Regions from separate parts of the Homo sapiens genome. Here all the other regions are linked to region 1. The links are chromatin loops, found by intact Hi-C in ENCODE. Cell type or tissue: GM12878. All regions are shown on one strand. Links, peaks and the distances in the headings refer to the core of each region. The heading gives the core; the rest is flanking DNA.

The links. Peaks named below come from ENCODE experiments on the same cell type or tissue, not always from the same donor. Only the 100,000 strongest peaks of a DNase experiment are listed, where the experiment ranks them.
Region 2: a loop joins it to region 1, with 6 times the contacts of the local background. A loop is called at or near these places in 18 of 110 quality-filtered maps.
Region 3: a loop joins it to region 1, with 15 times the contacts of the local background. A loop is called at or near these places in 2 of 110 quality-filtered maps.
Region 4: a loop joins it to region 1, with 11 times the contacts of the local background. A loop is called at or near these places in 61 of 110 quality-filtered maps.
Region 5: a loop joins it to region 1, with 13 times the contacts of the local background. A loop is called at or near these places in 2 of 110 quality-filtered maps.

What each region holds. Positions count from the first base shown.
Region 1 is chrX:3,809,744-3,815,875 of GRCh38, forward strand. No RefSeq gene overlaps it. Among named protein-coding and RNA genes, the nearest start is that of TRI-GAT1-1, 26 kb to the right of the region's middle. RefSeq lists silencers at 1,961-2,030, 4,816-4,985, 5,416-5,495, 5,856-6,132 and an enhancer at 5,166-5,215. In GM12878, for the core only: a CTCF peak has its summit at 2,447; DNase peaks (open chromatin) are centred at 1,978, 2,358 and 5,258; H3K4me3 peaks cover 1,447 bases; H3K27ac peaks cover 1,893 bases.
Region 2 is chrX:3,710,387-3,716,518 of GRCh38, forward strand. It overlaps PRKX (protein kinase cAMP-dependent X-linked catalytic subunit), which reads right to left and starts at 3,263. Exons shown (of 9, transcript NM_005044.5): 1 at 2,702-3,263. The coding sequence starts at 2,867. RefSeq lists enhancers at 610-1,131, 1,357-1,486, 1,887-2,196, 4,528-5,175 and silencers at 2,367-2,646, 2,687-2,816, 2,837-3,566. In GM12878, for the core only: no CTCF peak of the experiment used is centred there; DNase peaks (open chromatin) are centred at 1,025, 1,165 and 3,385; H3K4me3 peaks cover 3,588 bases; H3K27ac peaks cover 2,127 bases.
Region 3 is chrX:3,033,479-3,039,610 of GRCh38, forward strand. It overlaps ARSH (arylsulfatase family member H), which reads left to right. Exons shown (of 9, transcript NM_001011719.2): 9 at 1-633. Among named protein-coding and RNA genes, the nearest start is that of ARSF, 4.9 kb to the right of the region's middle. In GM12878, for the core only: a CTCF peak has its summit at 2,442 (motif pointing right); a DNase peak (open chromatin) is centred at 2,483.
Region 4 is chrX:3,648,106-3,654,237 of GRCh38, forward strand. The region is part of intron 3 of PRKX (protein kinase cAMP-dependent X-linked catalytic subunit); the gene reads right to left. Among named protein-coding and RNA genes, the nearest start is that of PRKX-AS1, 8.3 kb to the right of the region's middle. In GM12878, for the core only: a CTCF peak has its summit at 3,354 (motif pointing right); a DNase peak (open chromatin) is centred at 3,340.
Region 5 is chrX:3,114,827-3,120,958 of GRCh38, forward strand. No RefSeq gene overlaps it. Among named protein-coding and RNA genes, the nearest start is that of ARSF, 76 kb to the left of the region's middle. In GM12878, for the core only: a CTCF peak has its summit at 3,026 (motif pointing right); no DNase peak of the experiment used is centred there.

The sequences.
Region 1 (6,132 bases), core at 336-5,335:
GACCGAAATGTAGGCTTGGTGCAAACATAATTGCAGTTTTTGCCATTAAAAGTAATGGCCAGACTGGGCGCAGTGGCTCATGCCTGTAATCTCAGAGATTTGGGAAGCCAAGGTGGGCGGATCACTTGGGGTCAGGAGTTCGAGACCAGCCTGGTCAACATGGTGAAACCTCATCTGTACTAAAAATACAAAAAATAGCTGGGCACGGTGGTGCGTGCCTGTGGTGCCAGCTACTTGGGGGGCCGAGGCATGAGAATCGCTTGAGCCCAGGAGGCAGAGGCTGCAGTGAGCCGAAATTATGGCACTGCACTCCAGCCTGGGCAACAGAGCGGGACTCCATTTTACACACACACACACACACACACACACAAAACCGCAATCACTTTTGCACCAACCTAGTATAATTGGGGAATTCCTGGTTACTTTTTTATTCCACGAAAAAGCCTGTTCCCACTGGGGCAATGTGCCAGAGGAAGGGCAGGTTAGAACTGTAAAGCTTCAAGAAGACCCCCTATATCCTGTGAGTGTCCTTGGTATTCATTCTGCAGGCCATTATCAGTCTTGAGGGGGCTGCTACAACATTCTATGGAATGAGAGAGCATTGCTGTGTCAGGAAGTACATACTATTTTTTTCTGCCTCTTTCTCTACCTTAAAAGGATATGCTCAGAATGAGTTGAAATATGGCCATTTTTTCCCCTGAAATCGAGAGCCAGTTGTTGACTTGGAATCATTCAATGTCTCCATTTGTTTTGGGTTAGATTGTTTGAATGGAGGATTCTACTACCAAACACTCATAAGATGGCTTTGAGCAGAAACAAGGCTGATCAGCCGGTATGTACACAATTCTTGGCTTTACAATATTTCTTGGGACATTCTTGGGCTTAAAATATGGCCACACCTCTGCAGTGGTAGGTCAAACAGCCTCTGTCCCAGACCTAAGCTCTCTGGATGCCACACCCCAGACTGGGACTCCCAATCTCATGGTTCACGCTGGCAATGCCTGACCCAGGACATTATCTTGCCATTGAGACCAGGGTCCTTCTCCTTGGACAGTTCCTGTAACTGTTATTGAGTATTTTGAACAGCATTGAATATTTTGTTGAATACTGAATATTTATTGAATATATTGAATATCTTGAATAACAGTCCAAGCAGAAATAAGTATCGGGACACTTTGTTCTCGTTGACAGTCTCAGGTTTCAGTTCTGGCCATATGAGTCTTGGGTGGTTCATTATTGTGAAGACTCCACAAAGTAAGATGGGTGTATGGTGAAGAATAATCAAAGGTAAATAAAGGCACCATCTCGAAGTGGACTTGCCATGTTGCATGGAAGCATGAATGTGTTGAGTCTTTTGTTGTTGAAAATGGTTCTAGGCTGGGCACAGTGGCTCACGCCTATAATCCCAGCACTCTGGGAGGCTGAATGTGTTGAGTCTTCTGTTGTTGAAAATGGTTCTAGGCTGGGCACAGGGGCTCACGCCTATGATCCCAGCACTTTGGGAGGCCGAATGTGTTGACTCTTTTGTTGTTGAAAATGGTTCTAGGCTGGGCACAGTGGCTCACGCCTATAATCCCAGCACTTTGGGAGGCCAAGGTGGGTGGATCACCTAAGGTCAGGAGTTCGAGACCAGCCTGGCCAACATGGCAAAACTGCATCTCTACTAAAAATACAAAAATTAGCTGGGCATTGTGGTGGGCGCCTGTAATCCCAGCTACTGAGGACGCTGAGGCAGGGAGAATGGCTTGAACCTGGGAGGCGGAGGTTGGGCAGCAGAGCCTCGGGAGGGGAGGAGGGGAGGCGAGAGGGGGAGGGGAGAGGGGAGGAGAGTTCTAGCATCCCCAAGTCTGCCCTTGAGAATGTGGTTTGAGAAGGGAGGTGGATTCTTTCAGTGGTGTTCACAGAGCAATTGAAACTTTAGATTTCTCAGAGTGAGCTAGTTTACTAAAGCCTACATATCTGAAAACATAAACACTTCTTCATTAAGGGTGCCCTTTAAGCCAGAAACAAACTCAACCACCAACCACCAAACCCACAAATGAGACAAAACCAAACCAAACCAAAAATCCAACAAATAAACAAACAAAAAACTTTCCCTGAGACAAACCACAGAACTTTATTTTGGGAAAAGAAAACATTTTTTTGTTGGTCAAACTATCAGCTCCTATGAAATACTCTTAGAGATGTTTATCCTGAGCTAGTTTTTTTTGTGGGGAGGTGCTGTTTACATGCTATGTTAAAAATAACACGCAAAAATTCACGAGACATTGATGATGATGATGGTTATACAAATAACGAGAATAATGATATTGGCATACATCATGTGAGTGGAAAAAAAAAGTTGATGGTGGTGATGACAATACGATCGAAACTGCTTTTGCTCCGTGGAAAGCCCTTTGAGATGGGGACCTGGCTGTGCAGTTTGCGGTGTATTTGCCTAAAACGCCATCTGGCTGCTACGTAGAGGAAGAACACTGTTTGCTTTTCTGGCCTTTGTTTTCATAATTCTTCAATTTCTCTTTATGCTCCTAAAAATTCTACATAATCCCATTTCGAACATTGCATTCATTCTCTTTTTTTTTCTCTTAGAAAACAATAAGGGTTTTCATTAAGAAGTAAGTCATAAGACTGCAAGAGAACAAATAAAACTCTTAAGAGGTCTCCCTCCCTCCCTCTCTCTCTGCAGGCTGGGGGTGGAGGATTCAAACGAAATTTTGCTTGAGAAAGTAGCCTGCTCGCTTCAGAAAATTGAATATTTTATTCAAAAAAGGTTAATTTTGCAGAACCAATTTGGCACACCTTTACATCATTCACACTACCTTCCCTGCCCCGTTATTTAGAGAACTCTAAGAAACATAATCTATACATGCACACAAAGTTGGGAACAGTAGATACTAGGGAATACTAGAGGGTGGAGAGATGGAGGGGCCAGGGCTGAAACACTACCTGTGGGGTGCTATGCTCAGTACCTGGGTGATGGGATCATCTGCATTCCAAACCTCAGTGTCACATGATATACCCATGAAACAAACCTGTACCTGTACCACTCAAATCTAAAATAAAAGGTAAAATTATATATAAAAAAGGAATATGATCCACAGAATGTATCAGACAAAAGGTGTTTGTTATGGTGGCTAATACACTTGGGGTTCAGAAAGTCAGTGGTGGCCACACACGGTGGCTCATGCCTGTAATACTAGTGCTTTGGGAGGCTGAGGCGGGAGGATCATGTGAAGCCAGGAGATCGAGACCTCTCTGCTACAAAAAGTAAACAAACAAAAATTGGCTGGGTGTGGTTATGCATGCTTGTGGTCCCAGCTACTTGGGAGACTGAGGTAGGAGGATCACCTGAGCCCAGGAGGTCAAGGCTACAGTGAGCTATGATTGCACCACCACACTCCAGCCCAGGCAACAGAGCAAGACCATGTCTCTTAAAATTTTTTTTTTAAAGAAAAAAAGAAAGTTGGTGGGGACGTGAATTCTAGAACTTTCTCTCCTCAAATATTTAGAACAGGTTGACATGGTACACAACGTTCTTAAAAGAGCTTAGCAAGAGGACGGAGGCTCAGCATTTGAAGGAAGCTGAGTGAGACAGATTAACTAATAAACAAGTCAAGTCACCAGTTAAGAATTGGTCCAGGCATAGTTGCTCATGCCTATAGTACCAGCACTTTGGGAGGCCAAGGCAGGAGGATCACGGGAGCTCAGGAGTTTAAGACCAGCCTGAGCACCATAGGAAGTCTTCATTTCTACAAATAATTAGCCCGGAATGGTGGCACAAACCTGTGGCCCCACCTACTCGGGGGGCTGAGGCGGGAGGATCGCTTGAGCCTGGGAAGTGCAGTGGCGTGATCATAGCTCACTGCAGCCTCCACTTCCCAGGCTGAAGCGATCCTCCCTGTGTCCTCACATGGTCATCCCTCTGTGTGTGGCTGTATCCTTTTATTTTCTTGAAGACAGGGTCTCGCTCTGGCCCAGCAAAGAGTGCAGTGGTGCGATCATAGCTCACTGCATCCTGGACCTCCTGGGCTCAAGCGATCCTCCTACCTCAGCCTCCTGAGTGGCTGGGACCACAGGCGTACACCACTACACCTAGCTAATATATATATGTTTTCTAGATACAGAGTCTCCTTATGTTGCCCAGGCTGGTCTCAAATTCCTGGCCTCAAGCAATCCTCCCGTCTCAGTCTCCCAAGTAGTCGGGTCTACCAGCACGCACCACCATGCCCAGGTAATTTTAAAACTTTTTGCGGCTGGGTGCGGTGGCTCATGCCTGTAATCCCAGAACTTTGGGAGGCCGAGGCAGGCAGATCACTGAGGTCAGGAGTTAAAGACCAGCCTGGCCAACATGGTGAAACCCCGTCTCTGCTATATATACAAAAATTAACCAGGCGTGGTAGAGGGCGCCTGTAGTCCCAGGTACTCGGGAGGCTGAGGCAGGAGAATCGCTTGAACCCGGGAGGCAGAGGTTGCAGTGAGCCGAGATTGTGCCACTGCACTCCAGCCTGGGTGATAGAGGGAGACTCCGTCTCAAAAAAAAAAAAAAAGAAAAAAAAAATCAAAAACTTTGTAGAGACAGTCTTGCTATGTTGCCCAGGCTGGTCTCGAACTCTTGGCCTCAATGTATCCTCTCGCCTGGGCCTCCCAAAGTGCTGGGATTACAGCACTTGGCTCCAGCTTGACCTTTGTTGGTAGAACTACTCAGAAAATATGACCGATTTAGAAATTGGGTGGTGCCAAGTAAACCCCACCCAAACCTATCCCCGCACCAGTTCTCATCTACCTTTTTCGCGTGTTGGGGAACTAGCAAGGCAGGGGCTGCCGCTCGCGGGGGCTTGGCCTCCCTCACGCAGCTCAGCCTCTGAGCGCAAGGCACAGGGCTCTCGCGCTACGGCCGCCACCCGCCCCGAGGCCCCGGTCCCCTCCCCTCACCGCCGCACCAGGACAGCGCGGCCAAGAGCCGGGCCTTTCGGGGGCTGGTGCGGACGTGGCCAGAGATGCCCGAGGAGAAGCAAGAGACCATGGGTATGCGGCGGTCACGGGCCTCTCCGGCCCGGGAGACGGACGTTATGGCTGGCAGCGTCTCGATACCAAATGTTTCCAGACCATATGCTTGCCGCTTCCCGCACTTGGAAAGACCAATCGTTAGGCCCGAGGATGCAAGACCCACCCACTTTGCGATGGAGGCAGCCAATCCAGTTGCTCGTTACTTCCAGTGTCGCAGGCGCCCTTACGAAAGATCCTGTCCAATCGCTACCGGGAACGTCCTCCTAGTCCCGCCTCAGGGCCATCGCAGAGGCTGTCAATGCCGTCTGACCCCTTTACCCCATTGGCGTACTTCCTTCCGACACCATGACATGCACAGCACCAGGCCGGGGCGGGTCAATGGCGGTGGCGGAAACGGCGGGCCACTGCGCGGGAACGGGTTACGCGGCTGACGTCCGCCGCAGCAGCCGCTGGGTCCTGGAGGCAGAAGCCTCCCTGAGAAGCGCACAATAGGCAGGGCGCGGTGGCTCACGCCTGTAATCCCAGCACTTTGGGAGGCTCAGGCGGGCGGATCACAAGGTCAGGAGATCGAGACCATCCTGGCTAACACGGTGAAACCCCGTCTCTACTAAAACTACAAAAAATTAGCCGGGCATGGTGGCGGGCGCCTATGGTCCCAGCTACTCGGGAGGTTGAGGCAGGAGAATGGCATGAACCCGGGAGGCAGAGCTTGCAGTGAGCCGAGATCGCGCCACTGCACTCCAGCCTGGGCGACAGAGCAAGACTCCGTCTCCAAAAAAAAAGAGAGAAGCGCACAATGGACCAAGGGCTCTTGCCGGAGAGGCGCCGCCGCCGAACCCGCAGCCAGACGCCCCTCAGTAGCGCCCGCAGCGGGTGCCGCGGCTCTCGCCTAAACCATGGGCGCACCCGAGGGGCGGGCTCGCCTCCCGTCGGCCCTCACAGCTCGGCTGGGCTCGGAGTCCGCTCCGCCGTCGCCTTCCCGCTGGGGCCGGGAAACGCAGCCGCGGAGCCGCACAGCCCTTGCAGCCGGATGAGAGGCCCCGCTGGCCTCAGGACGGTGGTCGGGGCGGCGGGCGGGGGCATTCGTGCAGCCTTGTGGCCTGCAGGCGCTCCCCGTCGGCAAAG
Region 2 (6,132 bases), core at 380-5,379, 99 kb before region 1:
GACAAGTTTCTTTTTCTCTCTGTCGCCCAGGCTGGAGCGCAGTGGTGTGATCTTGGCTTACTGCAACCTCTGCCTCCTGGGTGCAAGCAATTCCTCTGCCTCAGCCTCCTGAGAAGCTGGGATTACAGGCGCCCGCCACCACGCCCGGCTAATTTTTGTATTTTCTCAGTAGAGACAGGGTTTCACCATGTTGGCCAGGCTGGTCTGGAACTCCTGAGCACAAGTGATCCGCCTGCCTCGGCCTCCCAAAGTGCTGGGACTACAGGTATGAGCCACCACGCCCAGCCTGTGATTGGCTTTAAGTCATAGAAAATAGGATTGCTCAGCTGGCAATCTGCATACAGATCCCCTCTGCCCACCCCCCAAAAAGTTCAGTACTCCTGCGGGTGCTTGTTTGGGGCCTGAGAGAATTCGGAATGAGGGCGAAAGAGCACTTAAAAGCAAACTTATGTTCCTGTAGTGACAGTTTAGGATGAAGAGAGGTCACACCCACCCAGACTGGGTTTCAACTCCAGACTGAGACTCAAGCTCACCCCTCACTATTCTCCATCACGCCTTGGAAAACAGTCCAAAGCTGCTGTAGATTGTGGCTTAGAGACACAATCGTGAAGGATCTAAAAGGCTTAGGATTTTATAAAATGTATTATTTTAGGTGAATCACACTCAGATTGCTCTTTAACCAACAATAAAGAAACGGGCTTGGATAAAAGGTTGCAGATAATGTCACCAAAGCTGTGCAGTTGTCATGAGAGAGTGTTCCAGACGTGCATGCAAACATACACACACACACCCCTGGGTCCTGGTCCCCTGCTGTCCAATGAGTGTGGGATACCTAGCCCTCCTGTCACATCGTTGGAGCTCACAGGAAGTTATCCTTGAGAAAGGAGCATCATCCTCATCCTCATTAAGAGAGCACTGACTGGACTGAAAAAAAAAGCTGACTCCCCGCCCAGCCAGCTTGGTCCCCAGAGGCAGCGACACTCTATTTTTAAAGATGAGGTTACCCGCTGGGCACCCTAAGCTGACTTGACGTCAAACTGAGTGGCCCCCTGTGACACCAGAACCCCTCACCTCTGCCGCCCTCCTGCCCGCATCCTGCTCTCTGCCCCGGCCTCCAGCCCCAGCTCCACCTTTCCCAAGGGACCCATGTGGGTGCCCCAAAGAATGACAAACGCTGGTGCTGAGTGCCAAGGAACGGCTGGACCTCATCAATTTTCCATTGTCGAGTTGTATTTCCACCTACTGTGGCGGCTGCGCCAGTCAGGGTTCCTGCCCCACCCTTCTTCCGCGCAAAACACACCCAGCTCTAAGATTAGACCAGGACAGCTTTCCGGGGGGACCAAGACAAGGGGGAAGGCAGAGAGAGAGGAGGGAGGGAGACAGAAAAACCAAGACCGGAAGGGGACAGGGAGAGAGACACCAAGAGACAGAGGAGGAGAAATGCAGAGAGACTTGAACAGAGACAGAAAGAGGGAGAGAGAAGAGAAACAGAGAAAAGAGAGAGAGAATGAGATAAAGAGGAGGAGGGAGGGAGAGGAGAAAGAGAGAGGGCCTCCTCCCACTCTGTCCTTCCAAATTCAGGCTTTCCTCGTGGGCCCTTCCTCAAGGTCTAAGTGGCAAAGAGGTCACTGAAGGAAGCTAAGTCCCCTCTTCCTCAGCGGTTCTAAAGGCCCCACTGGCTATGCCCGCTGGTCTTCCTAAGTCATAAGCTATGGCCTCGAGCCCTTGGGCTTCCCAGCCCAGCTTCCTCCTTTCCAAAATGAGGACAAACAGGAGTTAGAGGGCCTGAGAGCCGACGCCTCACCAACACACCCAGGACAGCCCCCTCTACTCTCCCATTTATTTTCTTGACAGCCAACACCCCACTTAGCCATACGGAGTCCCTAAGTGGCACAGGCGGGCCGATGACAACTGTTTAAATCCAGCGCCCACGTTCAGTTGGGATATTCTGACCCACTCAGGGCTGCTCCATAAAGCAGCGCGTGTCCGGATGCAAGAGCACCGAGAACTCGAAACCTCTCTGTCAAGCTGCCCATTCGGGGTTAAGTTCAAAGACAGAGGACAAAGGAAACGGATAAAGCGTCCGATACAAGAATTACCCATTTCAGAGGCACAAGACGAAGAGCACAGGCGGTGTCAGGACATGTTAGGATCCGTCCCCAGCGCTGCCGTCCTCGTCCCCACAGCGCCCCGGGACACCTGTCCCCCACAGCCCAGCTGCTCCTGCAGCCCCTGGAGAAATCTGTACATTCCCTGCCTCTGGGCACACAGGGAGGCTGGCCTAGGGGAGGCCTGCAGGGGTCTTCGCACCCCGCGCCAGTGTCCCTGGGGCCGCTGCCAGGGAGGGAGCACGAGGTCCCCCAGGCGAGGTGACCCGCAGGAGGTTTTGTGACGTCGGACGGCCCAGGCCCCAGAGTGCTGTGTGTGCTGGGGGTGGAGGGTGGTCTCCGAGAGGAGCCGTCGGCATTTCAGGTTAGGCACCCGGCCGGTCGGGGGTACTTGCCTGGGCTGGGGGGCTGGGGAGTGCGCTCCACCCGGGAAGACCCGGGGCGCAGGTGCAGCCCCGCACGGGGACTCCGAGCCGAAGTAGCGGGTCAGGGCCCTCCCCAGGAGGTCGGCACCCAGGGCCCTTTGTCCTACTACAACGTCCCGGCCACGCCGCGCGCCCCTGTGGGCCGAGTCCCCGCCCGCACTCACTCACCCACGGTGGCCAGCGTGTCAAAGTCCTGCAGGCTGTACACAGGCGGCTCCGGCGACAGCGCCTCAGGGCTGGGGCAGAGCGCGGGCGCCCCGTCGGGGGTCTCCTCCGCCACCTTGCGGGAGTCGCTCTCCGCCGCGGCCGCCTGGGCCAGCCCGGGCGCCTCCATGGGGACGCACTCAGGTCCGGGGCACCGGGCCAGGCCGGAGCGCTCGGGGAGCCGGGCTTCCCGGGACGCAGCCTCGGAGGGCGGCGCGGCGGCGGCATCAACAGAGGCTCCCCATGCGCGCTCTCGCCTCCTGGTGCGCGGTCCGGCGCGGCTGACGGAGCGACGGGGACAATGGCTGGGCGGCGCTCACGGCACAAGCAGCAACGGCCCCGAGTGGGAGCAGCCGCCGGCCTCGGGGGGCGGGCACCGAGTGCGGGACGACTGCGGGGAAGGCGGGGGCCGCGGCCCGGGCTGGGGGGGGCGAGGCGGGGGCCCTGCGCATTCCGGGTCTCGCGCCCGCCGCCTCCTCCAGCTCGGTAGCCGCGTGCGCGCTGTTGGGGCGGGCGGAAGCCGCCTGGGCGTGACCGCGCCTCTCCCCGCCCTAACCCGGCCGCGGGGCTGGGGGCGTCGCCTTCGCGCGCGCTCCGCCCCCGCCCCGACCCAGCCCAGGAGCCGGAGACCCGGGCGTGCGGCGCTGGGGAGGTGCCCACGCCCCCTCCGCGCCCGGGGCACCCCTGGGGTGGGACCCAGGCTGACTTCTCCTCGGGGACGCACTGGCGGGCCACCCGCGTCGCTGCACCCAAGCCCGGAAGATGGGGAGGCGAGGGGGCCCGGGGACAGGGAGGGCGTAGCTCAGCAGAAGTGAAGTTCAAAACTAAAAAGTGAAACTGGCGTTTGGTGAAGAGAGGGGCTCGGATTAGCCCGGCTAATTTTTGTATTTTCTCAGTAGAGACAGGGTTTCACCATGTTGGCCAGGCTGGTCTGGAACTCCTGAGCACAAGTGAACCGCCTGCCTCGTTCTCCCAAAGTGCTGGGACTACAGGTATAAGCCACCACGCCCAGCCTCTGATTGGCTTTAAGTCATAGAAAATAGGATTGCTCAGCTGGCAATCTGCATACAGATCCCCTCTGCCCTCCCCCCAAAAAGTTCAGTACTCCTGCGGGTGCTTGTTTGGGACCTGAGAGAATTTGGAATGAGGGCGGATCCCCAAGAGGGGCTGCCGGGTCTTCGGGATGAGTTCAGCGTCCTGGTTTTGCTGTAGGACTCTGGTGATTCTAGATTTCTACTTGGAAGGGGCGGGGAAGGGCGGGCTCGACCCTGTGCGTTTCTTTGCAGCTTCCTGTGGATCTAGAATTCTTTACAAATAAACATTCCTTTAAAAAACTAGGGAAAGACAGATTTGAGAGATCGCCCGACCAAATGTAGTGCGTGAAACTTGATTGGTCACTGTTTCAAACACCCCGGCGACAACCCTATAAAGAATTGTGCAGAGGCATTTCAATTTCAGAAACCCCAAAGATTTTTTTTTCCTGGCTTAAGTGTGGCTCAGGCAATAGTTGGACATACTTATATTTAAAACCCATATCCGTGTGGATTTGAAATGCAAATATAGCTAGATATTTGGTCACCCCTTTCCCCAGGGAAATGCAGACAGTGCTTAACTTGCGGGCCTGGCACGGCCTGGACGCTGCGCCCCTGACCCGCGACCAGGGCGGCCCAGGCTGCCGGTTCGCCGACCACAGTTTGAGCAGCAAGGGGTCAAACTGCAAACGCCTTTGTTTTGAGGGATCTCAGCGATTCTGCGATTGGAGGGGGTCTCCAGTCCCTCAGTCCGCAGGTCAGGGGGGCTTTCCGAGAGCCAAAGCGGCCTCTAAGTCAGAACGGACACATTTTTAGGGGGACCAGGCCGAGCCATCCTTCCACAGCTAACGGGGAGGGGGAGTCAGGAAGTCTGAACCTGGCTCAGGCTTTGGATTTCTGGCCCCTGGCTGCCAGCCTCGCCCAGCCTCCACCTGCATTTTGTGGGTGGCATTTCCCCCCGGGGGTGACACCCGCTCCCTATGCTCTGCAAAATCCTGAGCTGGAATGCAAAACATATGCGACACCAGCAGGCCCCTGCCATCCCCTGAGCCTGGTTAGGACAGGTCACGGCCCTGCCAAGCTTCACCAGCAAGCCGCGCAATCCCTTGATCCTGGTTAGGACAGGAAACGGCCCTGCCAAGCCCTGCCTGGCCGAGGGGTTCAGGGCCAGCAAGGAACGCGCACTCAGGAAAAGTTCGTGTCTCCCCGCGGAACGCGCGCCCTCTCCACTAGGGCCTGACCTTGGAAATGCAAGGCTGCGGCCTCATAAAGTCCTTTTAATCAAGGCCCGGGTTTCACACCCAATTAAGCAGATGTCCTTGCCTGCAAATTGCACGCAGGAAGAAGAACGTGGCACAGATTTGCAGCGTTAAACTCTGCTTGAGCTGCTGGTTGGTCTGATTCCACCGAACCCACCCTGAACTTGACCGCATAGCTACCTCTTCTTATAAATAGACCCTGCACGTTTCACAACACCTTGCTTGACAAAACAGCTTTCATCTGGAAGGATCATAAAAATCCTTGAGAAACCACAGCCTATTACTTGAGAGACAAAAAAGGAAAATCCCTGTGAGTTAGGCATGGAAGGGTCATTACCGCCTTAATGAAGTGGCATTAATTTGCGGTGGAGTCAGGAATTGCTGAACTCTGCCATTCGGAAGGAATAAGTCCCTGACCCTAAACCAGAATGAGCTATAAATTCAATACAATGATAGGTGCAGGTGTTGTTAAATATGAGAAGAATCAAAATTGTACCATCTGGCTTAGCACAGAGACTCACACCTGTGATCTCAGCACTTTGGGAGGCATGGGGGTTCGAGACCAGCCTGGGCAACATTGGAACCCACCCCCCCATCTCTACCAAAAATAATTTTTTAAACTAGCCACGTGTGGTGGTGCACACTTATAATCCCAGCACAGAGGCAAAGGCACGAGGATGCCTTGAGCCCAGGAGGTCAAGGCTGCAGTGAGCTATGACTGCACCACTGCCCTCCAGCCTGGGCAACAGAGTGAGATCCTAACTAAAAAAAAAAAAATCATACAATCTCTGAAGGGAGCTGAACACTCTTTAAGCATGTATACTGTATGTGTGTGTTTGTGTATGTATGTGTGTATATATAATGTATATATAGCCATTCCATATATTATATATACTGAATTAAATATGTTATATATTTGTGTATATGTATGTGTACATAAGTATGCATATATATGATATATAATATATTTTGCATAAATGATATATAAAATATATATTTCTATATATGGTGATATAAAATCTTTTTTCTAATTTTATTTTTTATTTTTTCATTTTTATATATTGAGGAGGTACAAATGCAGACTTTCTGTTTTTCAGTAATTTTG
Region 3 (6,132 bases), core at 126-5,125, 780 kb before region 1:
AAAACTGATGGCCCAACCCATTGTTTTATCCTCAGAAATCAGTTCTTTCAAGAGCTCGGTGAAATTAAAGTGGGCCCATATAACAGTGAACCTGGAGGGGAGCATTTGTTGTATAATTTTTTTCTAGTATATAATTGTGCCATTGCCCAAGGAAAAGAGCAAATCAAGGTGACTTCAGCAGATTCTTGTAGAGCTTTTGTTCCTAGAATTCATGGAAGCATCAGGTCCAATGTCATAAGTTAGAAACTTCTGCTTGCAGATTCTATACCCAGGCATGCTAGCTTTCTAATAAATCATGATAAGTACTTAATTTTTTCATGAAGCAGAGGGTCACATAAAACTTGAAGTAGTGCTGTTATAGTCAGTTTGACTTCTTGATTTTCTCTCTTTCCTTCTTTTCTCTTCCTGTCCGATACGCATCTGGTTATGAGAAAAAATGCTGGGCTGAAGTTCTTGACTTTGCTTCCTCGTAGCTATATCATCGTGGAAATGTCTCTGTGATTTGGTTTCTTCATGTGTAAAATAAGGAAAACCAGTGTCTACTTCACAGAGTAGCTATGAGGATTACATGCATTAATTAATGTGAAATTGCCTTGTGTAGAATAAGCAGTCAATAAATGTTATTATTACAAATGTTGTTGTAAGCATCATCAATTGCAGTTAATCATGATTCCTTAAACACAAAATAAGAAAAATGGCAAAGAAGAGTCAACATTTAAGAAAAAATAAAGAAACATGGCTAAAACAATTATTTAATTGAAGAAAGGCATTTGGCAATACACATAGGAAGTAATTCAAAGCAGGATAAACAAACATAAATCCAAAATTTGAAGCATTTGTGACTGCAGACTACAAAAGACAAAGAAAAGATCTACAGATGGATGCAGGGCAGGTGAGCCCCAAATTGGGGCTTAGCCTGGGAGGGTTCTTGGCTTCCCTCAGGAAATAATTCAAGAGTAAGCCAGTGGTGGAAGCAACAGCTTTATGGAGAAGGTAGTGTCACAGTTCTGTGACCGCTCCTGCAGAGAACAGGAGCTCAGGGCACTGCTGCAGTCATATTTATACCCACTTTTAATTGCATGCAGATTAATGGGCAGTTTATGCAGAAATTTCTAGGAAAAGGGTGGTAACTTCTGAGTGCTCAGGTCATTGCCATAGAAGAGGCCAGTAATGCCCAGATGTTGCCATGGCAATGGTAAACTGACATGGCATGCTGTTAGGCATGTCTTATGGAATGCTGCTTCCATGTTTTAGCTAGTCCTCAGTTTGGTCCTCTGTCTGCTTCTGCTTCTTCTTCTTACCATTCCTGGGCTCAAGCAATCCTTCTGCCTTGGCCTCCCAAAGTGCTGGGATTACAGGTGTGAGCCACCACATGTGGCCAACAATGAATGTTCTTTATTTTATTATACTTTATATTTTGAGATAGAGTCTCACTCTGTCAGCCAGGCTGGAGTGCAGTGGAGGCGATCTCAGCTCACGGAAACCTCTGCCTCCTGGGTTCAAGTGATTCTCCTGCCTCAGCCTCCTGAGTAGCTGGGATTACAGGCACACACCACTACAACCAGCTAATTTTTGTATTTTTAGTAGAGACAGGATTTAACCATGTTGACGAGGCTGGTCTCGAACTCCTGACCTCAAGCCATCCACCTGCATCAGCCTCCCAAAGTGCTGGGATTATAGGCGTGAGCCACCGTGCCAGCAACAATGAATGTTCTTAATATCACCAGCCTGTGCACTTAAACATGATTTAAAATGGTAAATTTTGTTATGTGTTATTTTACCATAATTAATTTTTTATTTTTATTTTTTTGAGATGGAATTTCCCTCTGTCGCCCAGGCTGGAGTGCAGTGGGAGATCTTTTCTCAAAAACAAAACAAAACCCCAAAAAAAGACCGAACAAACAAATGCAATAACAACATCTTTTGCAATTTTTGAAGTTTGAAGATTACTTATTTCACTCAGAGCTCCCTTGTATTACTTGTCTTTAATGCTGTTCTCAAATTTGTGTGTGTGTGTGTGGAGGGGGGGGCAGCTAGCAGGTCCTACATCACCCCAAATCCATGATTTTCTCTTTATTCAATTCTGCAGTGGTGCGATCTCGGCTCACTGCAACCTCCGCCTCCTGGGTTCAAGCGATTCTCCTTCCTCAGCCTCCCCAGTAGCTGGGATTACAGGCGCCCGCCACCACACCCAGCTAATTTTTTGTATTTTTAAGTAGAGACAGGGTTTCTCTATGTTGGCCAGGCTGGTCTCGAACTCCTGACCTCAGGCGATCCAGCCGCCTCGGCCTCCCAAAGTGCTGGGATTACAGTCGTGAGCCACCGCACCCGCCCCCATTCTGCTATTTCTTATCCCTCTTTGCATTGCAGCCACACTGCAATGTAAATGAACCTTTGACCTAAATGAACCAATTAATTATGCCCCCACTTCACTAATGGGCCACTAGAGGGCGTTAGAAAAACATTTCTCAACTACTCGGTCAATGCGTTCAAGCATGCCACAGGTGTTCTTGCTAGAGACTTGTCATTGATGTTTTCTTGAGCCATTAGAAGGAAATGGCCATGAGGAAAAGACTCGGTTTGCTTTATGTTAATCCAGGGGATATGATGGTAGATAGGTACCAACCAGACATGTCCATTTCAGACAGTCAAAGTAGCCAATCTGTCCTCCACAATTCAGCATTTTTAGAGAAATAAAAAATGGTGCTGAAACATGCAGAGTCTAAAACTGAATGTCTGCTTTTCAAGTTCTTTCTAATTATTGGCTAGGGAAAAATCAGTGTCACTTAACTTCTCTGTAGTGCAATGTCTCAACTTTAAAATGACTACAATAGCAAATGCTTCATAGAGTTGCTGCAAAGATTACATAGATAAATATGCGAAAACACAAGAGGCTGGAACGAGCACTTTAAGATGACAGTAATTTTATTTTATTACAAGAAAGACTGAGGTTGAATTTTCTTAACCCAGAACTTAGATTAGGAAGAAGTGGTCATTAAAATATACCATGCATTATTACTTATTATGGTCACCATTCTGTGCAATAGATCTCTAAGCTTATTGCTCCTGGGAGGGGAAAGATTTATTGACTTGCCTGATGTAATCATTCCACATTGTGAACATATATCAAAGCATTCCATGGTACTATATATATAATATATATAATATTTTATATAAAATATTATATATAATATATATAATATTATATATAAAATATTATATATATAATATATATAATATTATATATAAAATATTATATATATAATATTATATAATATATATTATATATAATATTATATATTTTATATAAAATATTATATATATATTATATATAAAATATTATATATAATATATATAAAATATTATATATAATATTATATATAAAATATTATATAAAATATATATAATATATATATATTATATATATTATATATAATATTATATATAATATATATAATATATATATATTATATATATAAAATATTATATATAATATTATATATTATATATATATATTATATATATAAAATATTATATATAATATTATATATAATATATATATTATATATATAAAATATTATATATAATATTATATATAAAATATATATAATATATATAATATTATATATAAAATATATATAATATATATAATATTATATATAAAATATATATAATATATATAATATATTATATATAATATTATATATAAAATATTATATATAATGTTATATATAAAATATTATATATAATGTTATATATAAAATATTATATATAATATATATAAAATTTATCAATTAAAAATAAAAATAAAATGCTGACAAAATAAGAGGTGTTAAATGAATGTATAAGAAACATGAGGTAGCTGAAGTAGGAGTCTTACTCAAACCATCTGCCCTGATCTGTCTATCATCCCATGCTGGGACATGAAAAGGCACATATTCAGAGGACTGGGGGAATTGAGAGAGAGTGAAGGACAGACAGAGTCTTCATCAGGGACGCTCCCACATGGGAAGCCTCCTACCATGAACCTTAAAGACGTGAGTTCTGGAAGGTGTCTGAGAAGAGATTTTCTGTGGTTTTGCCAGAGAGCTGGCAACGAGGTGATGGGAGCAAACCCTTCCTTCATTATTATATTTTCCAAAACTCACAGCATTATTTTGGAGAATTGTTAAGGTAGTAGGAGGGAGATTTAAGAAATAGCCCCAGAGTGTCTTTGTGTTTGCTGCCCTGCATGTTTGCCAGGAAGAACATATTCCTCAGGTATTAGTCTCGTGCTGCTGATAAAGACATACCCAAGACTGGGTAATTTATAAAGGAAAGAGGTTTAATGGACTCACAGTTCCACATCACTGGGGAGGCCTCACAATCATGGCAGGAGGCAAAAGGCACATCTCACATGGTGGCAGGCAAGAGAGAAAAAAGAGCCAAGTGAAACCTCTTATAAAACCATCAGATCTCATGAGGCTTACTCACTACCATGAGAACAGTGGAAACCACCCCCATGATTCAATTATCTTTCACTGGGTTCCTCCTGCAACACGTGGCAATTATGGGAGCTACAGTTGAAGATGAGCTTTGGATGGGGACACAGTCAAACCATATCACCTGAGGTATGGAGAGACTGAAGAAAATGAATGTGCCATTTTTGATCTTTACAGAGGGTTTCAAATTTGCAAATGCTCAAAAATGTTATCCCTCAAAGACCTTTGAGGAAAAAGTTAGTTGATTGACTCCAGCAAAATGGAATGTAATACAAGAAAGGCGAGAGTAGACAAGCACAGTGGCTCATGCCTGTAACCACAGCATTTTGGGAGGCTGAGGTGGGAGGATCGCTTGGGTCCAGGAGTTCAAGACCAGCCTGGACAACATAGTGCAATCTCATCTTTACTAAAAATTCGTTTAAAATTGCTGAGTGTTTACTAAAAATTTGTTTAAAATTGCTGAGTGGCACATGCCTGTAGTCCCAGCTACTCAGAAGGCTGAGGTGGGAGGATCACTTGAGCCCAGGACATTGAAGCTGCAGTGAGCTATGACTACACTACTGCACTCCAGCCTGGGTGACAGAGCAAGACCCTGTCTCAAAATACTACTACTACTACTACTAATAATAATAATAAAAAGAAGAGAGTACACAGGAAGCAGTGCTGAATAAATAAATGTATAAAACAAAGTCTGAATGTGTTAGTGCACAGTTGTGAAAATAATCTGGAATTAACATTTCACATGGGAGGTAATTGAAAGAGCAGAGAAGAAAGAGAGAATGAGCATATGTTCATGTTTTTGTTTCGTCTGGGAAGAAGACATAGGTAATGACTATCTTTATATTTGATAGAAAATATAAGCTTAAATACGTGTGCTGACAGGTGAAAGGTGGTTACCACCAGAAAACTAGAAAAGATGTGTACAAGTTTCAGAGCCTTAATGGGAAATGCGTGGATTGAAGAAAACCTGATTCATGCAATCAGAGGTGGGTGGGAAAGAATTACACCGAAGAAGCAGAAAATCTGATATGTGTAAAAAAGGGAAAATAATATAAAGTGAAACTGCAGGACTCAATCCAAATATAACCATGATCATAATAAACATGGATGGATTAAAATTCCTTTAAAAAAGATAGGCTTTCTGAATGGGAAAATAAACATAAAATCCGGACATACGGTAGTGTAGGAGGCAGCTTAATTAAAAACAAACAAAATGTTGAAAATAAATGGATGCATTTGATATGATTCTGTTCCACTATCCAATCTAAGTAATGGTCAATTATTTTATAGATTGTTCTTCAGTTTTTTTTTTTTTTTTTGAGACAGAGTCTTCCTTTATCCCTCAGGCCGGAGTGCAGTGGTGCGATCTTGGCTCACTGCAACCTCTGCCTCCCAGGTTCAAGCAATTCTCATGCCTCAGCCTCCACAATTGCTGGGAGTAGAGGCACCTGCCACCACGCCCGGCTAGTTTTTGTATTTTTAGTAGAGACGGGGTTTCACCTTGTTGGCCAGGCTGGTCTCGAACTCCTGATGTCAGGTGATCCGCCCGCCTCAGCCTCCCAAAGTGCTGGAATTACAGGCTTGAGCCACTGTGCCCAGCCTTCAGTTTGGTTTTGTCCAGTGTTTTCTCATGATTAGACTGAGGTTATGC
Region 4 (6,132 bases), core at 485-5,484, 160 kb before region 1:
GCCAATTTTAACCAGTTCACAAAGCAAATGGCCTGGCTCAGGGGTGGGCAAATATTTTCTGTAAAGAGCCAGACGGCAAATATTTTAGGCCTTGTGAATCACATGGTCTCTGTTACAAATATCCAGCTCTGCTACGGTAGCTCAAAAGCCCCCAAGATGTGACTGTGTTCCAATAAAACTTTATTAACAGACACATAGGGGGCTGGATTTAACCTATGCAAGGCTAATTTTTTTGTTTTTGATGTTTTGTAGAGATGAGGTCTTGCTATGTTACCCAGGCTGGGTTTTTTTTTTTTAAATAGTTGTCAGATGTGATAATGGCACTGAAGTTCTTTTTTAAAGGGAGTTATCTGTTAAAGATAGGATAAAGTGCACCTGCTTTAAAATAACTCAAGAAACAAATGGGCAAAGAGAAAAAAAACAAAGTGACAAAGCTTTGATAACAATCGAAGCTGGGTGATGGGGCCATAAGGTTTCAATGTGAATTACTCTCTCTACTCCTGTGTGTGTGTGTGTGTGTGTGTGTGTGTGTGTGTGTGTGTGTGTGTGTGTGAAAGGGGTAAGTAGTAATTTTGAAAGACTAGGTTCAATGTTATCCCTATAAGGCTAGAAATAAAAATCCAGAGGACAGTAATCAATGTAACATCTGGATTTAAAATGCTACAACAGAGGAACTAGGAAAGAGCTGTTGCACCTGGCATGGTGGCTCACGGCTACCATCCTGGCACTTTGGGAGGCCGAGGTGGAAGGATTGCTTGAGGCCAGGAGTTCAAGACTATCCTGGCCAACATAGTGGGACCCTGTCTCAAAAGAAACACAAAAAAACACAAACAAACAAAAAGCTGTCGCAGAGAAATAAAAAACACCAAAAACAAACAAAAAAGAGCTGTTGCAGAGAAAGAAAACCATCTGTTATGGTTTAAAGACAGATGTATAAAGGTTGAGCATCTTTAATCCAAATCTGAAATCCCAAATGCTCCAAAAGTCAATACTTTTCCAGCACCGACATGAGGCTCACAGCGCAAAGGAAATCCTCACTGGAGCATCTTGGATTTCAGATTTTCAAATTAGGGATGCTCACAGGTAAGTGTAATTCAAATATTCCACAATCTGAAAAAAATCTAAAATCCAAAACAATTCTGGTCTGAAGTATTTCAGGTAAGGGATGCTTGTGTTATGCATTTGAATTATAAAATCAAATTAAACACATCAGTATTTTATTTTGACCATTTCATAAAACCAGAAATAATTCTAGTTTGCCACCAAATCTTTTAGGGGAGCTATCTAGATAACATAAAGTGTGTGTGCAAAATATTTACAATACAAACGTAATATTGCTGTTAGAAAACAAGAGCCTGGTGAACGCAAGTCACAAAAGAACACCATCTGAACATACTGACAACCTAGGAAAGTCAGAAATCAAGTCACCAAGAGCAGTGGTTTAAAATAAGTAGGGTACAAGTCATCCAGTTAACAGGGTTGCTAGGGGAGGGGAGGGGAGGGGAGGGGAGGGGAGGGTTAGAGGAGGCGAGGGGAGGGGAGGGGAGGATAGAGGAGGGGAGGGGAGGCGAAGGAATGGGAGGGGAGGGAAGGGGAAGGAATGGGAGGGGAGGGAAGGGGAAAGAATGGGAGGGGAGGGAAGGGGAAGGAATGGGAGGGGAGGGGAGGGGAGGAAGGAAGGGAGGGAGGGGAGGGAGAGGAAAGGAGGGAGGGAGGGAGGGAGGGAGGAAGGAAGGAAGGAAGGGAGGGAGAGGCTGAGTACCGTAGCTCCCGCCTGTAATCCCAAAACTTTGGGGGGCCAAGGTTGGAGGACTGCTTCAGTTTAGGAGTTCAAGACCAGCCCTGGCAACATAGTGAAACCCCGTCTCTACAAAAAATCCAAAAATTAGCCAGGCAGGGTGTGCAAGCCTGTAGTTGCAGCTACTTGGGAGGCTGAGAGACAGGAGGATTGCTTGAGCCTGCAAGTTCGAGGCTGTGGTGAGCCATGGTTGCACTACTGCACTCCAGCCTGGGTGACAGAGTGAGACCCTGTCTCAAAAAAGAAACAAAAAACAAAGAAAGAAATTCATGTAGTGAGTAGATTACATTACAACATGCTTAAGTATGTTTTTACCCCATGCTATAAGAGAAAAATGGCGGGGCACGGTGGCTCACGCCTGTAATCCCAGCACTCTGGGAGGCCGAGGCGGGCGGATCACGAGGTCAGGAGATCGAGACCATCCTGGCTAACACAGTGAAACCCCGTCTCTACTAAAAACACAAAAAATTAGCCGGGCGTGGTGGTGGGCGCCTGTAGTCCCAGCTACTTGGGAGGCTGAGGCAGGAGAATGGCGTGAACCCGGGAGGCAGAGCTTGCAGTGAGCCGAGATCGCACCACTGCACTCCAGCCTGGGCGACAGAGCGAGACTCCTCTCCAAAAAAAAAAAAAAAAAAAAGAGAGAAAAATGAGAAACAGACTTCTTTCTGGGATATGTTCAAAAATGTTATTCAAGGCCGGGCACGGTGGCTCACGCCTGTAATCCCAATGCTTTGGAAGGTCGCGGCAGGTGGATCACTTGAGGCCAGCTGTTCAAGACCAGCCTAGGCAACATGGTGAAACCAGGTCTCTACTAAAAATACAAAAATTAGCCAGGTGTGGTGGTACATGCCTGTAATCCCAGCTACTTGGGAGGCTGAAATGGGAGGATCGCTTGAGCCCAGGAGGCCAAGGTTGCAGTGAGCCAAGATCCCACCACTGCACTCCAGCCTGAGTGACAGAGTAAGACCCTGTCTTTAAAAAAAAAAAAAAAAAAAAAAAAAAATTATTCAAGATGAGGCCTCCCTGTTTAGTTCCATCTATTCTGTAGTGGTCCACGATACAGTGGTGAATTTCAGTTTTATTCAAAAGGCACAGGTACTGTTTGAATCCTGAATCAGAGGCAGGGCCATGTATCTGCCCCCATGAACACAACTTCCCTGGGGCCGGGCCAGCAGAGAGATGCTTCGTTACAATGATGGTCAAAAAAAAAAAGGAGAAAAAAGCCCCCACAAAAAAAAAGTTTCCAGAAGCTACACTACCCATACAGAGGAAGATGCAGTTCTTTGCAAAAGCAATCTATCAATATGGTAATGAGACATTTTCTAAGATTTTCACATGTTCATTAAGTAAAATAATTGCTGCATGTTATATACGAAACCATTTTCGTCCATTTAAATAGATATGATGAATTAACTGGACAGTAACATGGTTTGTCAAACTTATAAACAAGTGAATATATGAAATATTTTATCTGTTTTCTTTGAATTAGACTTGCAAATAAAATGACTTTAAAAGAATTTACTAATATACCGTGTGCTGCCAAGAGAGGGCAGCACAGATGCTATAAATCAATATTTTAAAAAATCCTGCATCTTTCCTACTCCATGTAAAATGCACCTAATTTCCATGTGCCTTATTTTTGGAAATGTAGTACAAGAAATACTATAGGGGAAAATCAGATTGAATGTAAACGCATCATAAAATTTTCCTAGGAGAGCCCTTTTCTAAAAGCTGCCAGAGAAGAGAGTCATTTAGTGTAAAACTGCCCCCACATCAAGTTTCTCAAAATGCAGACGGTTTTACAATGTTAGGAGTATAATTAGTGTAATTATCACCTTACCCAACCCCACCACATCAAAGAATATGGAAATATAAAATGTATTTTCTAGGCTTGTCTGACCAAGACAGAAGCCGATAGCCATGTGCAATCCTGGGTATTTGAAATGTAGCTTGTCTACCAAGGAACGGATGTCATTATCTAATTCTACTTTCATTAATTTAATCTAATTGAAAAACTGACACTCAGTGTAGTTACCAAAAATCTTTCTGAGTATTTTTCAGCAGCTTGGGCGTGTGAATTTACTTTTTATGACTGTTGATTTTATGAATGTAAATTAAAGATCCATTGGGAGCTAAGCTATGAGGACGCTGAGGCATAAGAACCATACAACGGACTTCAAGGACTTGGGGTAAAGGGTGGGAGGTGGGTGAGAGATAAAAGACTACATACTGGGGCCGGGTGCGGTGGCTCACACCTGTAATCCTAGCACTTTGGGATGCCAAGGTGGGCGCATCACAAGGTCAGGAGATTGAGACCATCCTGGCTAACACAGTGAAATCCCGTCTCTACTAAAAATACAAAAAATTAGCCGGGCGTGGTGGCGGGCGCCCGTAGTCCCAGCTACTTGGGGGGCTGAGGCAGGAGAATGGCGTGAACTCGGGAGGCAGAGCTTGCAGTGAGCTGAGATCATGCCACTATACTCCAGCCTGGGCGACAGAGCCAGACTCCATCTCAAAAAAAAAAAAAAAAGTTAGCTAGGCCTGGTGGCGGGCACCTGTAATCCCAGCTACTTGGGAGGCTGAGGCAGGAGAATCACTTGAATCTGGGAGGCGGAGGTTGCAGTGAGCCGAGATTGTGCCACTGCACTCCAGCCTGGACGACAGAGCGAGACTTCGTCCCAAAAAAAAACAAAAAAACAAACAAAAAAGGATAACTGTTTTCTCCTCAATGGAGTATGTGTGTGTACGGAAACATATCTATATATACTTGTTCCAGGCTGAAATGTATCCCTTAAACCTTATATGCTGCAGTCCTAACCCCCAGAACTTCAGAATGTGACTATATGGGAAAGAGCATCTTTAAAGAGGTCATTAAGGTAAAACGAGGTCACTAGGGTGGGTCCTGATCCAAGAGGACTGGTGTCCTCATAAGAAGAGGAGATGAGGATACAGACATGCACAGAGGACAATCCTGTGAGGACACAGGGAGGAGACAGCGTCTCCAAGCCAAGGAGAGAGGCTTCAGGAGGAACCAGCCCTGCCCACACCTGGATCTCAGACCTTAGCCTCCATGACAGTGAGAGGAAAAGGTCTATTCTTTAAAATGCCCAGTGTGTGGTCTTTTGTCAAGACAGACTGGTTAAATGAATCCAATCATGGAAAAAAAAATACATATACATGTATTATAAGCTGAATGTATGTGCCCCCCGCCAAAATTCCTATGTTGAAATCATCATCCCCAAAGTGATAGGATTAGGAGGTGGGGCCTTTGGGAGGTGATGAGGTCACGAAGGTGGAGTCTCATGAATGGGATGAGTGCCCTTACAAAAGGGGCCCCAGAGAGCCCCCTCGCCCCTTCCACCATGTGAGGACACAGCGAGAAGGCGCCGTCTACGAACCAGGAAGCTGGTTCCCTCCAGGTACAGAATCTGTCGCACCTCGATCTCGGACTTCCAGCCTCCAGAGCTGTGAGCCATGAATGTCTGCTGTTGAGGCTGCCCAGTCTATGAGTGTGTGTTAGTGCAGCCCGCACTGGCTGAGACGACATGTAATGGTTTGTTTCATGTGTTGATGGGCCGTGGGGTGCCCAGATGTTTGTTCAAACACTGTTTTGGGGTATGTCTGTGTGTTTCCAGAAAAGAAACACATATATCATACATGTCATATAGTATGATATAGGTATACTATATATATTATATACTATGTAATATATATATTATATATAATATACTATGTAATATATATATTATATATAATATACTATGTGATATATATAATATATATAATATACTATGTGATATATATAATATATATAATATACTATGTGATATATATAATATATATAATATACTATGTGATATATATAATATATATTATATACTATGTGATATATATAATATATATTATATACTATGTGATATATATATTATATATTATATACTATGTGATATATATATTATATATTATATACTATGTGATATATATATTATATATATTATATACTATGTGATATATATAATATATATTATATACTATGTGATATATATAATATATATTATATACTATGTGATATATATATTATATATATTATATACTATGTGATATATACTATATATATTATATACTATGTAATATATATATTATATATATTATATAGTATAATATACTATATAATATATATATGTAGTATGTGTAATATATAATACGTATAATATATACTATATAGAGTATAGTGATATGTATGATATAGTATGATATAGGTATGCTATATAATATATATTATATATTATAATATATAGTATACCTATATGATACTATATCATAGTCATTGTATA
Region 5 (6,132 bases), core at 792-5,791, 690 kb before region 1:
AAGAAAACAGACATTCATTCTTCCACAATTCTGGAGGCTAGAAGTTCAAAAATCAAGGTGCTTCCTCCGAGGCCCTGGGTAGAATCCGTCCTTGCCAATCCTTGAAATTCCTTGGCTTGTGGACATATCACTCCAATCTCTGCCTTTGTCATTACATGAATGTCTACGCTCTGTGTCTTTAAATCTCTCTCTCCTTATAGAGAGAGATTATAGTCATATAGAATTTAGAACCCACCTTCATCTACTATGACCTCATTTTCTCTTGATGGCATCTTTAAAGACCCTATTTCCAAATAAAGTCTCATGTGCAGGTACCAGGATTTAGGACTTTAATGTAACCTTCGAGGAGGTCATAATTTAACCCTTTGCACCCTTATATACCAAGAAGAGTACCTGGGACTTGGAAATGCTCTGTAATTTGCTCAGGAGAACACAGCTTAGGTGTTACTGGGCTGAGACTGGCACCCTAGCCATGCCAATCCCAAATCTCCATGTACATCAACCCTATGGTGTTGAAGTAGGAGGCGCGACTTGACTCCAGAGGTGGGGGTTGGACACCAGACCAGATTGAGGGCTAGCTAAAACAGGGCAGACCAAAGCAGCTTTCAGTCAGACACGCCCATCAGTGTGCCATGTCAATTTACCATTGCCATGGCAACACCCAGGAGTTACCACCTCTTTCCATGGCAATGACCCAATAACTCAACGATTACTACGCTTTCCCTAGAAATTTCTGCATAACCCGCACCTTAATCTGCATGCAATTAAAAATGGGTATATATTTTGGGAGGCCGAGGCGGGCAGATCATTTGAGGTCAGGAGTTTGAGACCAGCCTGACCAATATGGTGAAACCCTGTCTTTACTAAAAATACAAAAAAAAATTAGCTGGGTGTGGTGGAGCATGCTTGTAGTCTCAGCTACTCAGGAGGCTGAGGCAGGAGAATTGCTTGAACCCGGGAGGCAGAGGTTGCAGTGAGCCAAGATCGTGCCACTGTGCTCCAGCCTGGGAGACAGAGTGAGGCACGGTCTCCAACAAGGAAAAAAATACAAATAAAAATAAATGGGTATAAATATGACTTCAAAAAAAATATGCCCTGAGCTGCTACTCTCTGCCTGCAGGGTAGCCCTGTTCTGCAAGAGCAGTCACGGAGCTATAACACTGTCACTTCAATAAAGCAGTTTTCTTCTACCTCTGGTTTGCCCCTAAATTCTTTCCCGAGCTAAGCCAAGAACACTTGTGGGCTAAGCCCCACTTTGAGACTCACTTGTCCTCCAGGAGTGTCTCTCAAAGGTGCAACCCCAGGAGTAACATAATCATGTGTGTTCGTCAATTTGCAATTGCAAAAATGTGGAACAAGCCCAAATGCCCATCAATCAATGAGTGGATACAGAAATTATGGTATATATATGTACAATGGAATATTACTCAGCCATGAAAATGAATGAATTAATGGCATTTGCAGCAACCTGGATGGGTTTGGAGAGTAAGCGAAGTCAGTCAGAAACAGAAAACCAAACATCGTATGTTCTCACTCATAAGTGGGAGCTAAGCTATGAGGATGCAAAGGCCTAAGAGTGACACAGTGGACTCTGGGGACTCTGGAGGAAAGGGTGGGAAGGGGGTGAGGGATAAAAGACTACAAATTGAGTGCAGTGTATACTGCTCAGTGATGGGTGCACCAAAATCTCACATATCACCACTGAAGAACTTACTCATGTAACCAAACACCACCCGTTCCCCCAAAACCTATGGAACTAAAAAAAAAATTAGAAAATTATGTGTGTTTGACTTATTTCAATGGACTGATACTGTTGCCTTGTCTTTACTAAGGAGTAATATGAATGTGTCAGGTGAAATACAAATAACTGTCTTAATATTAACTATTAAACAAGGATATCTTTTTCCTAAGTGATTTGGGGCAACCATATTAGACCTTATTTGTCCACAAAAGAATTCCTTACAAAGGCTGAGCATTTTTCTGCCACTCTTTGTTCTAAGATCTCTAAAACATCTTCGTTTTCTCATCACTCTTAGGAGGAGGTTCGTTTTGAATTTAGAATACCCTAGAACAGAATCTTAGGATTTTAGCCTGAGAAATAACTTCTGAAATCGTTTTCTCAAATGCTCTTATATTTGCAGATGAAGAACACAGAGTGTGAAGACACGAAGCGGCTTTAATGAGTCTGCACTGTAAAGGGAGCAGGACCATGAGGTCTGAACCCAAGGTTGTCAACCCCAAATGCAAGGTCCTTCTCCCTCCCTGGCTCCGGTCCTTCCATTTTCTTTAACCACATGGCAAGGAGAAGGTAGTAGATAAAAGCAAGCTATGTACAACCAAGGGAACACGTTCTTTTCCACACAGTGGTGTTCAGAGGTGGAAAGAATGTTCTCTAGGGTTTGACACAATTGGGGTGAATGGGAATTGTTCTTCTTGCCAGCTAAATATCTTTGGACATATTCCCTAATCTATCTGTACTTCAATTGTTCCCTCTGTGAAATGCAACTAAAAAGTGTATTACCAGACTTACAAAGATTAATGGAGATAATATCTGTAAAAGACTTTGCACATAGCGCATAGGCCCATAGGTAGCTCTTAATAAGTATTATATTTCCTTTTCTAGTGGTTATTTTGAAAATACCTTAAGATTAAAATTGAAAGAATGTCATCTATCAAAATGATACAAACCTTTGCCATTGGTCTAAACACTCCAAACTCAATGCTTAATTAACCTATCATGACCCATTGCATCGAGAAAATTACCTTCACCTGCCTTGTCTATCCGAGGTGGTCAATATTTTCCATATGCCCCTTAAGCCCTTAATTAACCTTTTTCCCTAAATAGAAAGATAAATTATACAATTCAGTCTGCAAATATAGTTACTTAAGGGATGTCTATTATTTCCTCATTCTGAATTATCCTTTAAATAATTTATATTCTTTCCTTCGCATTGAGGAATACAAGCCTGATTGAGCACTGCGTGTTTTTAATCATTACATGAATTTAAACACTAGGTGGCATGCTAATATAGCTGCCTGCACAGCTAGCTCCAAATTCCTAATATGATAAATGTGTGCATTTATTTCATTTTTGTAAAGATAGCATACATTTTAACTTTATTCTCGGAAGAGGAATTTGAAAAGGAAAGACACCTTTTTCAACTCATATTGTTTGATTGCATCCAGAAATTCACCTCCACCTACTTTATCCATCTGAGGTGGTCAGTATTTTACATAAGCTCCTCAAACCCTTAATAGCTTTGAAGGAATGGAATGCATTGCCTAAAGTTTCAGACAGGAATAACAGAAAGCAAAAATTAGAGAAACAAAGACAGAAGGGTAGCGGGGGAGAGAGACAGAAGTATCAAGGTGCATCATTTATCATCTGGAGTTTTCTAAGCACATATATTTTAATTACAACTAGCATGTGTGATCCGTGCTACTCATTCATCCCCCAGAGTGTGAACATAAATGGAGAACCTAGAATAATCCAGGCACTGGTCTAAAGTTGGAGAAAAGATACGTAGTTTCTTCTGTCTCAAGACCGTGTTCGGAGGATGAGTAAAGCAACGTGAATTAGAGTTGAGATGGGCCAACAATAAATAATCTCAAAAGGCTTGGCTGAAAGCAGCACCCGCACCTCAGATCTTGGCTATAATTTAGCTAAGGAAGCAGTGTATTTAGAAGCCTACTTGCAATGATTTTTTCAAATCCAAATCTTTTATGAAATTTGACTTGGGTGGTACAGGGATTCAAGAGCAAATCCCAAATTGGATGGACCCACAAATGGTAAAGACTCCTAGGGTTAGGGTTATAGGGTTTTCCTTACTCAGATCTGCAAATGGCCTCAGAAGCCCTGCCTCTGGCTGGAGCGGGTTTCCTTAGCAGTGTTGTAAAAAAAAGCGGGAGATACAGGAAGTACACATTGCATGGAAGCACAGTTTGTATGGGTGGATACCTTGGGGTGATGTTATGGGGCGATGATTAGTTGCCCGGCCACCTCTTGGTGAGGGTAATTGAGCAATGGACATTTTCCAGCTGCGGATGGCAGGATGACAGTCAGATTCTGCAGAATAGAAAGCTTGGATTCTGGTTCAGAAAAATCCTGCCTCTTCAAGTATGCCTTGTTTGATTTTCCATTGCATTTAGACGACATGCAAGTGAAACCCCCACTTGGAAAATGCCAAATATCCACCCACATCTCCAGCCTGTATCCATTCTTTAAACAGTAAAGACTTCCTTCCTTCTTTTTTTTTTTTTTTTTCTGAGACAGGGTCTTGCTCTGTCACCCGGGCTGCAGTGCAGTGCTGCAATCATCTTTCACTGCAGCCTCGACCTCCCAGGCTCAAGTGTCCTCCTGCGTCAGCCTCCCAAGCAGTTGGGACCACAGGTACGAGCCACCACTCCCTCCTAATTTTTGTATACTTTGTAGAGATGGGGTCTCACGATGTTGCCCAGGCTGGTCTCAAATTCCTGGGCTCAAGCCATCCGCCCTGCTTGGCCTCCCAAAGTGCTGGAATTACAGGCATGAGCCACCATGCCCAGCCTATTTTTGTTTCTTCTAAGCAGAATTTTGATCAGCAATCCAGATTCCCTAACTTTAACCCCAAGAGCCGAATTTAGGTCCTTGCCAGAGAAATGCTATCTATGGTATAGACTTAGGAAATATGCATATTTAAGAGGAAACTTTTGAAGAAACCCACTGTTGCTATCAGTATGAGTAATAATGACTTAAGCAACCTCAGTTCTTGGCATCATTCCTTTGTGGATAGAACCAGGTATATAGTTTGCAAGGCCGAGTGCAAAATGAAAACGCTCAGCTCTTGGGGAAACAGGTAAAAGTAAAAATAAAATGGTTATGTCTGTTAAAGCAAACTAAATATGGCCTGAGAAGTACTCCGTACTTCTATATTTGAGTCCTTGTGGATGAAGGGTATCCTAGCTTAATAGGCAAACAAAATTGAAAACCTAAGTTAATAGCATGCATCTGTAACAATAGCTGAGTGTTGGCCAATCCCAGCGGCCATACTTCAACCACTCATAGACTGCTGAGTGTTCAAACTGCGTTCAAATCAGGCAAACGCCGAGCAGTAATCCATTTCACTGTTTCCGTACCGCACTTCCGATTCCTGTACCTCTCTTTACCTTTTTCTTTTTTTTTTTTTGAGACGGAGTCTCACTCTGTCGCCAGGCTGGAGTGCAGTGGTGCGATCTCGGCTCACCGCAAGCTCGGCCTCCCGGGTTCGTGCCATTCTCCTGCCTCAGCCTCCCGAGTAGCTGGGACTACAGTCCCCCGCCATCACGCCCGGCTAATTTTTTTTTTTTTTTTTGTATTTTTAGTAGAGACGGGGTTTCACTGTGTTAGCCAGGATGGTCTCGATCTCCTGACCTCGTGATCCACCCGTCTCGGCCTCCCAAAGTGCTGGGATTACAGGCGTGAGCCACTGCGCTCGGCCCACTTTACTTTTTTTGTCTATAAATTTGTTCCGACCATGAGGCACCCCTGCAGTCTGTCTGAATCTGCTGTGATTCTGGAGGCTGCCTGATTCAATCAAATCTTTTCTTTGCTCAATTAAACTCCATCAAATTTCACTTGTCTGAAGTTTTCTTTTAACAGCTCCTTGTTCCAAAATGTTTAAGAATTTCGATAGGGTGCCAGCAGAACAGAAGGAAAAACAACCACAACAATAATAACTTTTTCCTCTGTCCTCCTCAGTTCTCCAGCTACTGCTCTGGAAATTAAACTGTCAAAAGAACAAAAGAAAAGCAGAATTTATTAAGACATGCAGTGCATATACACATGTGGTGAAACTCAGTGATGAATAACTCAAAAGCATGGTTAGAACTTGGGGCGCATACAACAAATCAGCCAAGAACAATACATTTGTCAAGAAGGAAAAAGGCAAAGGAAAAAGGCCTTTTAAGCTCCTAGGAGCTGCAAACTTTGAGAAGACAAATACAGGAGGAAACAAATGGAAGATAAAGGCAAATTGAGTAAGGTTTGTTATGTAGATTCCTCTAGGCCTGTGTCTCTGGTAATTAACAGTCTAAGTCTACTTTCAGGCAAATAGGAGAGTGCAGAGAGTTTTTTTTTTTCCCCACTCCCTTAGCTGACTTGCTTTTATTGTTTGA